Regions from separate parts of the Mus musculus genome. Here regions 1 and 2 are each linked to region 3. A link is a contact called in ENCODE POLR2A ChIA-PET data. All regions are on one chromosome and are shown on one strand. Each heading gives the region's core, a stretch centred on a gene start or an enhancer-like site at or near the end of the contact. The rest is flanking DNA. Distances are from core to core; before and after follow the strand shown. Region 1 holds the start of Rusc1 (RUN and SH3 domain containing 1). Region 2 holds the start of Scamp3 (secretory carrier membrane protein 3). Region 3 holds the start of Pklr (pyruvate kinase liver and red blood cell).

Region 1 (2,800 bases), core at 2-2,501, 43 kb after region 3:
AAGTTGAAGTTGAAAGTGGAACCGTAATGGCTGCAGCTCCCAGGGGAAGATGTGTGGTCATGCTGCCTACCCTGTCTCCTACAGGCAGGCATTGATGGGGAGAAGGAACACGCCAATGCCCTGAAGATCCTGATGGAGATGGGCGAGTTCTTCCAGGTCCAGGTAGGCAGGTCCTGCAGCCCAGAGTGCATATTTTCTCTTTCCCGGCCTGGGGACCTCCTCATCTCTCCTTTATGCCTGCTGCCTAGGACGACTACCTTGATCTCTTTGGAGACCCCAGTGTGACGGGAAAGGTCGGCACTGACATCCAGGACAACAAATGCAGCTGGCTGGTGGTTCAGTGTCTGCTACGAGCCTCTCCTCAACAGCGCCAGATCTTAGAGGTGCTCGAGTGGGGCCTGGGAGTGGCATGTCCCTTTGCTAAGGGGATGGAGGAGGGGTGGTTAGGAAAGCAGGGTGATTTTGCTGTCCAGGAGACATTGGGCAACTAAGTGCAGTTTGATGTTTGTGCTGAAGGTGGCTAGCAGGCAGAACCGGGAAGGTTTTGGATAGTGCCAGACAACGCATGCTGCCCAATAACTCAGCCGTGTCAAGGCTGGGAAACCCTAGAGGAAGTAGAATCCAGAGCCAATACCTGAACTTTGGGCTCGGGAGGCAATGCTTGGTATCTTGGATCCCCAGAGAGGAGAGTTTTGCCAGTGTCTGGAGTGAATGAATGAGTTGTGAGGGCCTTTGGACCCAGCCAAGTAAAGCTGTTTTCGTGCTTCCAGGAGAATTATGGGCAGAAGGACCCAGAAAAAGTGGCTCGGGTGAAAGCACTGTATGAGGCGCTGGATCTGCAGTCTGCTTTCTTCAAGTATGAGGAAGACAGTTACAACCGCCTCAAGAGTCTCATAGAGCAGTGCTCTGCGCCCCTGCCCCCATCCATCTTCATGGAACTTGCAAACAAGATCTACAAACGGAGAAAGTGACCCCGGAATTGGAGAGGCTGGGAGGGAGGGGGTCTCAATAAATTATTGTTCAACATCCTGTGGTTTTATTCTTGTGGCAGTCAGGAGTTCAGCTTTATCCAGAATGCAGGGGTGGGAGAGGGCAGCTTGGAATCCAGGTTGGCAAAAGCATTCCTTGAGACCCAAAGCGTCTGCTTTGTAGATGGGTGACATAGGCACAACGTCAAGTGTTGCGTGGGGGTTGAGGGGCGGTCCTGAGCTATGCCACGCCCATGCGTGAAGGGGTGCGGCTGCGCAGCCACAGTGGGTTTTGCCGGTGCCCCTCCCCTCCGCTCTGTTCCCTGCTGGGCGGGGACGCAGACGAGCCCAAGGCCGGAGCGATTCCAGGAGGACTGCGGTGAGGAGGGCTCGGTCTGAGGGTGCGGATGGATGGATGGATAGATGCATGGATGGATGGATGGATTGATAGCACAGGAGAGGAGCAGTTAAAAGAATAAAGAAACGGGCGATGGCTGGGTGATGGGAGACGACACAGAGTGAATGGACAAATCTTGGCGTTGCGGTGGGTGAGGACACAGGAGGAAGGCTAGAGCTGAACAGGGACTGGGACAGATGCAGAGCTGACAGCAGAATGCTTCCCCTTGCTCCAGCCCAGACCCCTCTCCTGCGTTAACAAACCAAACCCTTCGTCTTGTTCCCCACCATCCACCTCACTAGAGCATCCGGGCGGGGTCCCCTTCCTCCCAGGGTTAGGCTGGAGGACAGAGCTTGATTAGGAAGAATCGGTGTATTCTGGGCCCTATTCTTTTTCAAGCATCGCACCCCCATATTCTGGGCCCCACTCTTTTTTCAAGCTTCGCAGCCCCACAAAGATCAGAGTACAACTGCATTCTCTGATGACCCTCCTTTCTCCGTTCCCTGGAGGTTATGTTCAGCTCCACCTGCAAATACTGCAGTGGGAACTAATGGCCTGTCCGTGGTGATTTGAATCTCATTTAAATATCTCCCAAAGCAGCCAGATCCTTCCCAGGCCTGTTCTAGTCCTCAGTCACCTCCAGTGCCCTTACCCGTGATCTAGGTTTCAACCACCCCTGTTTTCTAGGTCTGCATCTACACTGTCAGGTAGGTGGATGTGAGACGCTGGATCCTCTTGGTTCTCTGAAAGCCATACGTCGTCCTCCCTCGGCACCATGCTGTCCCCTCAGCGGGCTTTACTCTGCAACCTCAATCACATCCATCTCCAGCATGTCTCCCTAGGCCTGCACTTGTCCCGCCGTCCTGAACTACGAGAGGGGCCTCTGAGCACACCCCCGCCCCCGGGAGACACCGGGGGCAAGGAAAGCAGGGGGCCCTGCAGCGGGACCCTTGTGGATGCCAACTCCAACAGTCCAGCTGTGCCCTGTAGATGCTGCCAGGAGCACGGGTCCAGCATAGAAAATCAGCAGGACCCTTCCCAGGAGGAAGAGGCTGTTTCCCCTTCAGATCCAGGATGCTCTTCCTCTCTCAGCTCCTGCTCAGACCTTAGCCCTGATGAGTCTCCAGTGTCAGTCTACTCGCGAGACCTGCCTGGTAATGAGGATGCAAACCCTCAGCCTAGCACCTTGGAGCTGGGCTCTCCTCTGGCTCCAGCGGGCCCTAGCACCTGCTCTCCAGACAGTTTCTGTTGCTCTCCTGATTCTTGCTCTGGAATATCTTCTCCACCTGGACCTGACCTGGACTCGAACTGCAACGCCCTGACCACCTGCCAGGACCTACCTTCCCCAGGCTTGGAGGAAGAGGAAGACAGTGGGGAACAGGATCTTGCTACCTCTGAGCTCTCAGAGACCGAAGATGGGAGAATCGACGCAGGG
Region 2 (3,156 bases), core at 405-2,904, 41 kb before region 3:
TAGTCTGTGTGCAAGCATTACCCAAGTCAGCAGCATATCCCTACAAGTTGGGAACCTCGTTGGGTTTTTTGGTTTTGTTTTTGAGAAGACAGGCACGTGGGTTGATCTCAATCTTACAATCCTCCTGCCTCAGGCTAAGCACTGGGATTGACAGCTCTGTGCCACGTTCCTAAGCTACTTATGTAAGTTGGGCAACTCCATCAGAGCTGCAGCAGTCCTGTGCAGCCTCTTACATCCAATGCCATCAGCAATTATCCACATCTAACTTTTCTAATTTTTAAAATTACATTTACCTATTGTGTGTGAGTTCATGTGTGTGTGTACACTCTCTCATGGTATGCACATGGAGGTCACATGACAACTTATAGGAGTTTGTTCTCGCCTTCATCACCTTCTTGGGGGACTGGCTGAAGTCAGGTTTTAGTCTAGGCTGCAAACTGAGCCTTTACCCATTAATCCATCTGACTCTTTGTTTTTTGAGGCAGGGTCTCACATGCCATCATGGTCTCCAACTTGTTACTAGCTAAGGGTGACTTCTTATACACCTGCCTCTACCTCTCAAATGCTAGGATTATATACTCGGGCCACCATACTGGGTTCATGTAGTGCTGAGGGCTAGGGTAGTGCACTTGGTAGGCAACACTCGACCAACTGAGCTACATCCCCACAGCTCCCCCACACCCTTACTTTCTTTTACTGCCCTCCTCATATGCCCTCTGATCGCACGGGTTTCTCAACTATGACTAGCCCCAACCTTGATGCTCTTCAAACAAGTCTTCCCTGGACCGACTTCTTTAACTCAAAACTAGATGACCCTTTTGTCCGAGATTAGGTTTGGCTTGGCTAACGTCTCTCGGGAAGCTAAAAGCACACCACTTCATCATTTGGTTGCATTAACAAAGTCCCCAGGATGCTCAGACAGAGCTCATGGTACACTCGGCTTTCCCTGCTCTTCTGTGCTCCCTCTAATTGCTCACCTCTCGGTTCTCAAAGGGGTTGTAGACGTCCAGCGTGGCATACTGCTGGCTGGGTCGGTGCTGGATCACAGCTGGGTCCTGAGAGCAGAGACGGGGCTCAGCGGGCAATCGGTGTCAAAGGAATTCCTAGGAACTTCCCGAAACTGCTCGTGGTTCCAAGTACTGAGCCTTTGGTGCCACGCCGTTGTTCCCAACATTTGCCTTCAAGTCTATCACTCTACATAGCTAGAACCCGCTCATTAAAGGGGCAGAGCCCGCAACCCTTTAGCTCCCCATGTTCACTGGTCTCGAGCTACCGCCACCTTCACATAGCGACACTTCTACCCTGGGTCAAAAGTCACAAATGGGAATAGCATTCCGACCCCACAGAACAGTATGCAGACTGGCCAAAGAAGGCCGGCGCAAATCACCTGAAAGGGATTGTCAAGCTCGCCGGAGTCGGGGAATGGATTCCCGGTGTCTCTGCTCTGAGCCATGTTTGCAAGTGAACCCGGCCGCCCCTGCCCTACACGCCCCTGCCCCGGCAGTACGGCGGTGGCGGCCCAAAGAACTCCCTCCGGTGTGCTTGGTCCACTCGCTTCCCTGTGCTCCAATTGGTTGAAACAACCGGAAGAGTCGCGAAGATTCCCGCAGCAGCAGTGGACTGCGCCTGCGCCTCAGTTGGGGGGGGGGGAGGAAAAAAAAACCCAAAAGCGGGAAGTACCGCACGTGATATCCCTAAGCCAGTCTCCGCAGCCCAGAGTCACACTTCCTCCACGTGACTTCCTAGCAGGCATGAACTACATATCCCAGGTAGCTTCATGTTAAGCAGCTCAGAAGGTATCTTTGCGCACAGGTTAGTGGCGGGAAGCTCAGTTTTCTTCACGGGTTTCTGGATCTATTGAAGGGCATAACTTCAAGGCTACTGTCACTATCCATTTATTTACAGGGCCAAAGCTATTTCCTGACATTCACTACTCTAGATCACACAAGTTCTACCTGATTGCATCTACTTTAATTTTTACTACCTCAGAATACAAAGTGCATATAAGTGACTCTAAGTTGGCAGGACAAAGAGGCCTTTATACCCAAATTCAGATGGCTACCAATTATTTCACTCCTTCACCCCAGTACCCTCGAACCTCAAATTCCAGGGATTGGGGGGGGTCAGATGAAGCATGTCATTTTATTTCACAAAGACTGTACAAAATCCCTTATAAAACATGGGGTAGACACCACCTGGTTACGTCATTCTGCCCCCCATCCACCTCCACATGAGGGGCAGATGAGGTTGGGAGAGTGTAAATAGTAGTATATACATGTCAGGGGTTGAATCGATAGGTACAAGTTCTGTCATATTTACACTATTCCACATATTCACAGGTACAAAGGAGCCAGGGGCTGGAGAGAGGGCAAGTTCTGCCTCTGTTCTTTTGTATAAAAAAGCACCAGTGTCCTGGATTGGACACCCACTGCTACACAAGGAGCAGGGGGCCCAAAGCCTAATTGTCACCGACTGATATCCCGACTGGAGTCCCACAACTTGGTGTTGGGTGGCTCAGTCCGAAGGCAGGCGAAGAAAGGATGCTGAAGGGCTTCACCTAAGGTCAGCCGCTTAGCAGGCTCATACTCTAGCATATTTTCAATCAGATCGAAGAGCTGGTGGTGGTCCTCTGCCTCTGAGGTCAGATACCGCTGGTGGAGGGCAGGAAGAAGGTAAGGCAATGCCTTACAAACTTCATTCTCTTTCTTTCCTTTTCAAGACAGGGTCTCACTGTGCAGTCGAGGCTGTTCTGGAGCTACGCACTGCAGCTGACTTGGAACACCTGCCTCGGCCTCACAAGAGCCTCTCGAGTGCTGGGATTGCAGGCCTGTGTCACCTACGACTCCCTGCTTCCTCTAAAGCCCCACTTTTGCTCTTTAGAAAAAGAACCAAAGTTCGGCTTGCATGGAATTTGAAAGCTACCTTATCACAACATTATGTGGTCATAATATTTCTGATATTACAGCTCAACCTACCTTCCCACTAGCACAATTAATCCTTAATATTCTGTTTTACTTGTATATACTTGTCAACCTCATGACTCTTCCTTAGCTCCACATTAAAGTGTAAAGTGTAAGCTTTTCAAAGGTAGTTTATTCTTTTCTGTCTGCTTTCCTCTGGTTGTCTATAGATGAGGTTATCTGTGAACCCTCGATC
Region 3 (3,082 bases), core at 54-2,553:
GCGGCCCAGTGTGGCGGCCCAGGGTTGGGTGGTCTTACCGATGGTGGCAATGATGCTGGTGCTCCTAGCGGCCACAGGCTCTGAGTCGATATCCAGAAGGCAGAGGTGTTCCAGGAAGGTGTCCGCCATAGCTGCGGGCAGTTGCTGCTGCTGGAAGAAGGCAGTGCCCAGCTCCTGGGTCAGCTGGGCCACACTGGCACGTCTCAGGTATCCTGCTGGCCCTGCGGTAGATGGGGACTCAGGATCCTGCACAGACAATCGCCTATCCCCCATGTGCTTCCTGCCAGTGCACCCTGTGTCTATTCAGCCCTCCGGTCTGTGTGAGGAGGCCTTCCTTCAATCTGAGTGTCACACATTACTTTGTTTAGTCTCCAGGGTTCTATGGAGCAGGCTGTTAGATGTGCTCTTTCCCAACTTTACAAGGAAGGAAAAAGACGGAGAGAGAAAATGCACTGTCTAAGAAAAGGGCATCTTCCAAGGAAGATGATTCAAATCTAGGTCTAGCTCAAAGCTGAGTCCTTACGGACCCAGTTACCGAGACCCTCCCCCACCCCGCCCCCCAGCAGACCACTCAGCCTCAGCACCCCCAGAAGCCTCCCTCAAGTCTCAAGGCATCTCATTCTCTAGGCCTGGAATCTCTCTGTTACTTTTCCTTGTTTACTTCCTTCTAGCTCCAGGCAACTCTCTGGCTTCCCCACTTCCCTCCCCTCCAAGTTCCCTCCATCTATACAGTGCGGCTCTATCCCCTGCCTGCCCCCTTGTGGGGGAAACCCCCGTAGCTTGACCCAGCCCGGCTCAGTAGAGCACCTTCCATACTGCTGCGTACCTGCTGTGTCTGTGGGTCTGCTTTATACTCTGCCTTTGTCAGTGGGATGGGGCCTGGCACAGACGAGATCAGTCCTGGTTAAAGTATAACCAGCTAGCATCTCTCTTGCCAATGGAAGCCTTGTACACTGGGGGCCAGAGTCCAGGAACCACGGGAGTGCCCCGTGGCGTCCATGCTGCCGGATCCCCTTTGGCCTGTCTGCAGAGCCTGGATCAAAGGCTCAAATCAAATTTAACAGAGGCTGTAGTGGGCATCCTTCCCCCAAGGCCTCCACCCCCAACACTGATTCTACCCTAATTCTCCTCTCTGTTCAGTGGCTTCCCTTCCTCTTCTTACCTCCTGGAGCCCCACTTAAAGCAGACTTTGCTAAGTCTTTTTGGGACTTAAAGATCCAGGGCCAGAGCTGCTGGGGTAGCTCGTTCTCTTGGACAGACATGCTTCCAAAGTGTGGGACTGGGGCTGCAAGAACCACAGACTGGGAGGAGAGTGTACCCTAACTGCTGGTCTTATCTGCAGGAGCCAGAGAATAGAAAAGAGGCACACCCAGTAGGCAGCCCCATCCCCACACAGAGTCCCTTCTGGAGGGCTGTCGGTTGTCAGTCCCCACATCTTCCCTTCCCCTAGGTCATCCGTTTTTCCTGGTCAATTTTTAGTCCATTCATACTGTCAGTCCATCAGCTTCAATAGAGACTAGTTCATCGCCAGTGATACAATCCTTTTCTCTTTGTATTTTATTGACAAGAATCTTAGGTATATTCTCAGAGCAAGAGCTTGAATGTGGGGACTAGATTGTGGAAAAGAGGGAGGAACTTTTTTTTCTCTTCTCTTCTCTTCTCTTCTCTTCTCTTCTCTTCTCTTCTCTTCTCTTCTCTTCTCTTCTCTTCTCTTCTCTTCTCTTCCCTTCCCTTCCCTTCCCTTCCCTTCCCTTCCCTTCCCTTCCCTTCCCTTCCCTTCCCTTCCCTTCCCTTTCCTTTCCTTTCCTTTTCTCTTCTAGACAGGGTTTCTCTGTGTAGACCAGGCTGGCCTCGAACGCAGAAATCTGCTTGCCTCTGCCTCCCAAGTGCTGGGATTAAAGGCGTGCGCCACCACCACCTGGCAGAGGGGAACCCTTTGATAGACGTTAGAGGGTATCTCAGTTTCTCGCATCTGTTCCTCTGTGAATCCAAAGATGAAACTATAAACAGTTCTAGGCACTAATTGATAAACTTGTTTAGATTGATGTTGACGAACCATATTAGTAAACACAGGAAGCCTGAGCACAGGGGAGTTCTTCAGCCATCGTGGGGACATCGCACCCAACTCACTTTTTACCAAGGCACCAGGGAGAGTGACCTTGCCTTGCTGACCACCATGAGCATAAGCTGCAGTCCTGCTGTCAAAATTCCCTATAACTACCCCAACCAACAGACGGGCCACCTGGCACTTACTTTTTTTCCATATCCCAGATGACCCTAGACTGGGGATTCTCTTGACCCCATTCTTGGGTGACTTTACAAGTTCAGCAAAGTTGCTAGAACAGTGGGATTCTCTAGGAAGGCTTCCATGACACTATGACAATGACAATGGCCAGTGACAACCCTGGAGGATACAGTGGGAGTCAAGCAGATAGAAAGATGGAACCTTCGCCCTCCATGGGTTTTAATATAGTGTGTGTGGGGAAATGACAGACTACTAGCAAATAAATAAATACTTTAAACTGGGTAAGGGGTGTCAGGCATGGATCATAGGACTGGGCAGGGTGGCCGGGTGGGACAGTGGTGTATCTTAGGCACCTCTTAAATAAGATGAGGCTTTCTTTAATGTGATTATGCTTAAGCTATTAAGGATGAGAAGGCACCAGCAGGGGCTGCAGGGGCAGCAGGGGCAGCAGGGGCAGCAGAGGAAAGAGTTTCCTGTAGGTTGCATATGTCCCATAACTCTGAGGAACAAAAGCTTTTTGTGTAAGAGAAACTGGTTAGGGGGACGTGGCCATGGTAAACCTGGGCGCCTGAGCAAAGAGCCACTGGTATGGCTGCCAGGGACATAATATAATTCAAGTTAGGTCTTAGGTAGCTCTAGCTGACCGATGTAAACAGTCATGGATTCAGAAGACAGAGGTGAGTCTTGGGAGTTGATCAGGGTGGGAGGTGACAGGCTAGCCTGGGTGGCACTGTGGGGGAGGGGAGAAGTCTGTGAGATGTGTTTTGGAGACAGGCAGACAGAGCAGAATGACTGCGGAGCTGTGCTGGTAAGAGAGGCTTTCAGTACTTAGAGTGT

What was found. ChIA-PET counts read pairs that join two places held with the same protein, here RNA polymerase II (POLR2A).
Region 1: POLR2A ChIA-PET joins it to region 3 with 15 read pairs in Patski. The contact joins the promoter of Rusc1 here to the promoter of Pklr in region 3. POLR2A ChIA-PET finds 5 or more read pairs at or near these places in 3 of 5 experiments (Patski and embryonic stem cell).
Region 2: POLR2A ChIA-PET joins it to region 3 with 12 read pairs in Patski. The contact joins the promoter of Scamp3 here to the promoter of Pklr in region 3. POLR2A ChIA-PET finds 5 or more read pairs at or near these places in 3 of 5 experiments (Patski and embryonic stem cell).

What each region holds. Positions count from the first base shown.
Region 1 is chr3:89,091,814-89,094,613 of GRCm38, reverse strand. It overlaps Rusc1 (RUN and SH3 domain containing 1), which reads left to right and starts at 1,251. Exons shown (of 11, transcript NM_028188.2): 1 at 1,251-1,347; 2 at 2,053-2,800. The coding sequence starts at 2,141. It overlaps Fdps (farnesyl diphosphate synthetase), which reads left to right. Exons shown (of 10, transcript NM_134469.4): 8 at 85-162; 9 at 249-383; 10 at 771-1,026. The coding sequence ends at 971.
Region 2 is chr3:89,175,889-89,179,044 of GRCm38, reverse strand. It overlaps Scamp3 (secretory carrier membrane protein 3), which reads right to left and starts at 1,654. Exons shown (of 9, transcript NM_011886.3): 1 at 1,388-1,654; 2 at 978-1,055. The coding sequence starts at 1,453. Gm45927 (predicted gene, 45927) reads right to left here. Exons shown (of 19, transcript NM_001310017.1): 12 at 978-1,055. It overlaps Clk2 (CDC-like kinase 2), which reads right to left. Exons shown (of 13, transcript NM_007712.4): 13 at 1,958-2,651. The coding sequence ends at 2,466.
Region 3 is chr3:89,134,363-89,137,444 of GRCm38, reverse strand. Pklr (pyruvate kinase liver and red blood cell) reads right to left here and starts at 1,303. Exons shown (of 11, transcript NM_013631.2): 1 at 1,163-1,303; 2 at 39-221. The coding sequence starts at 1,262.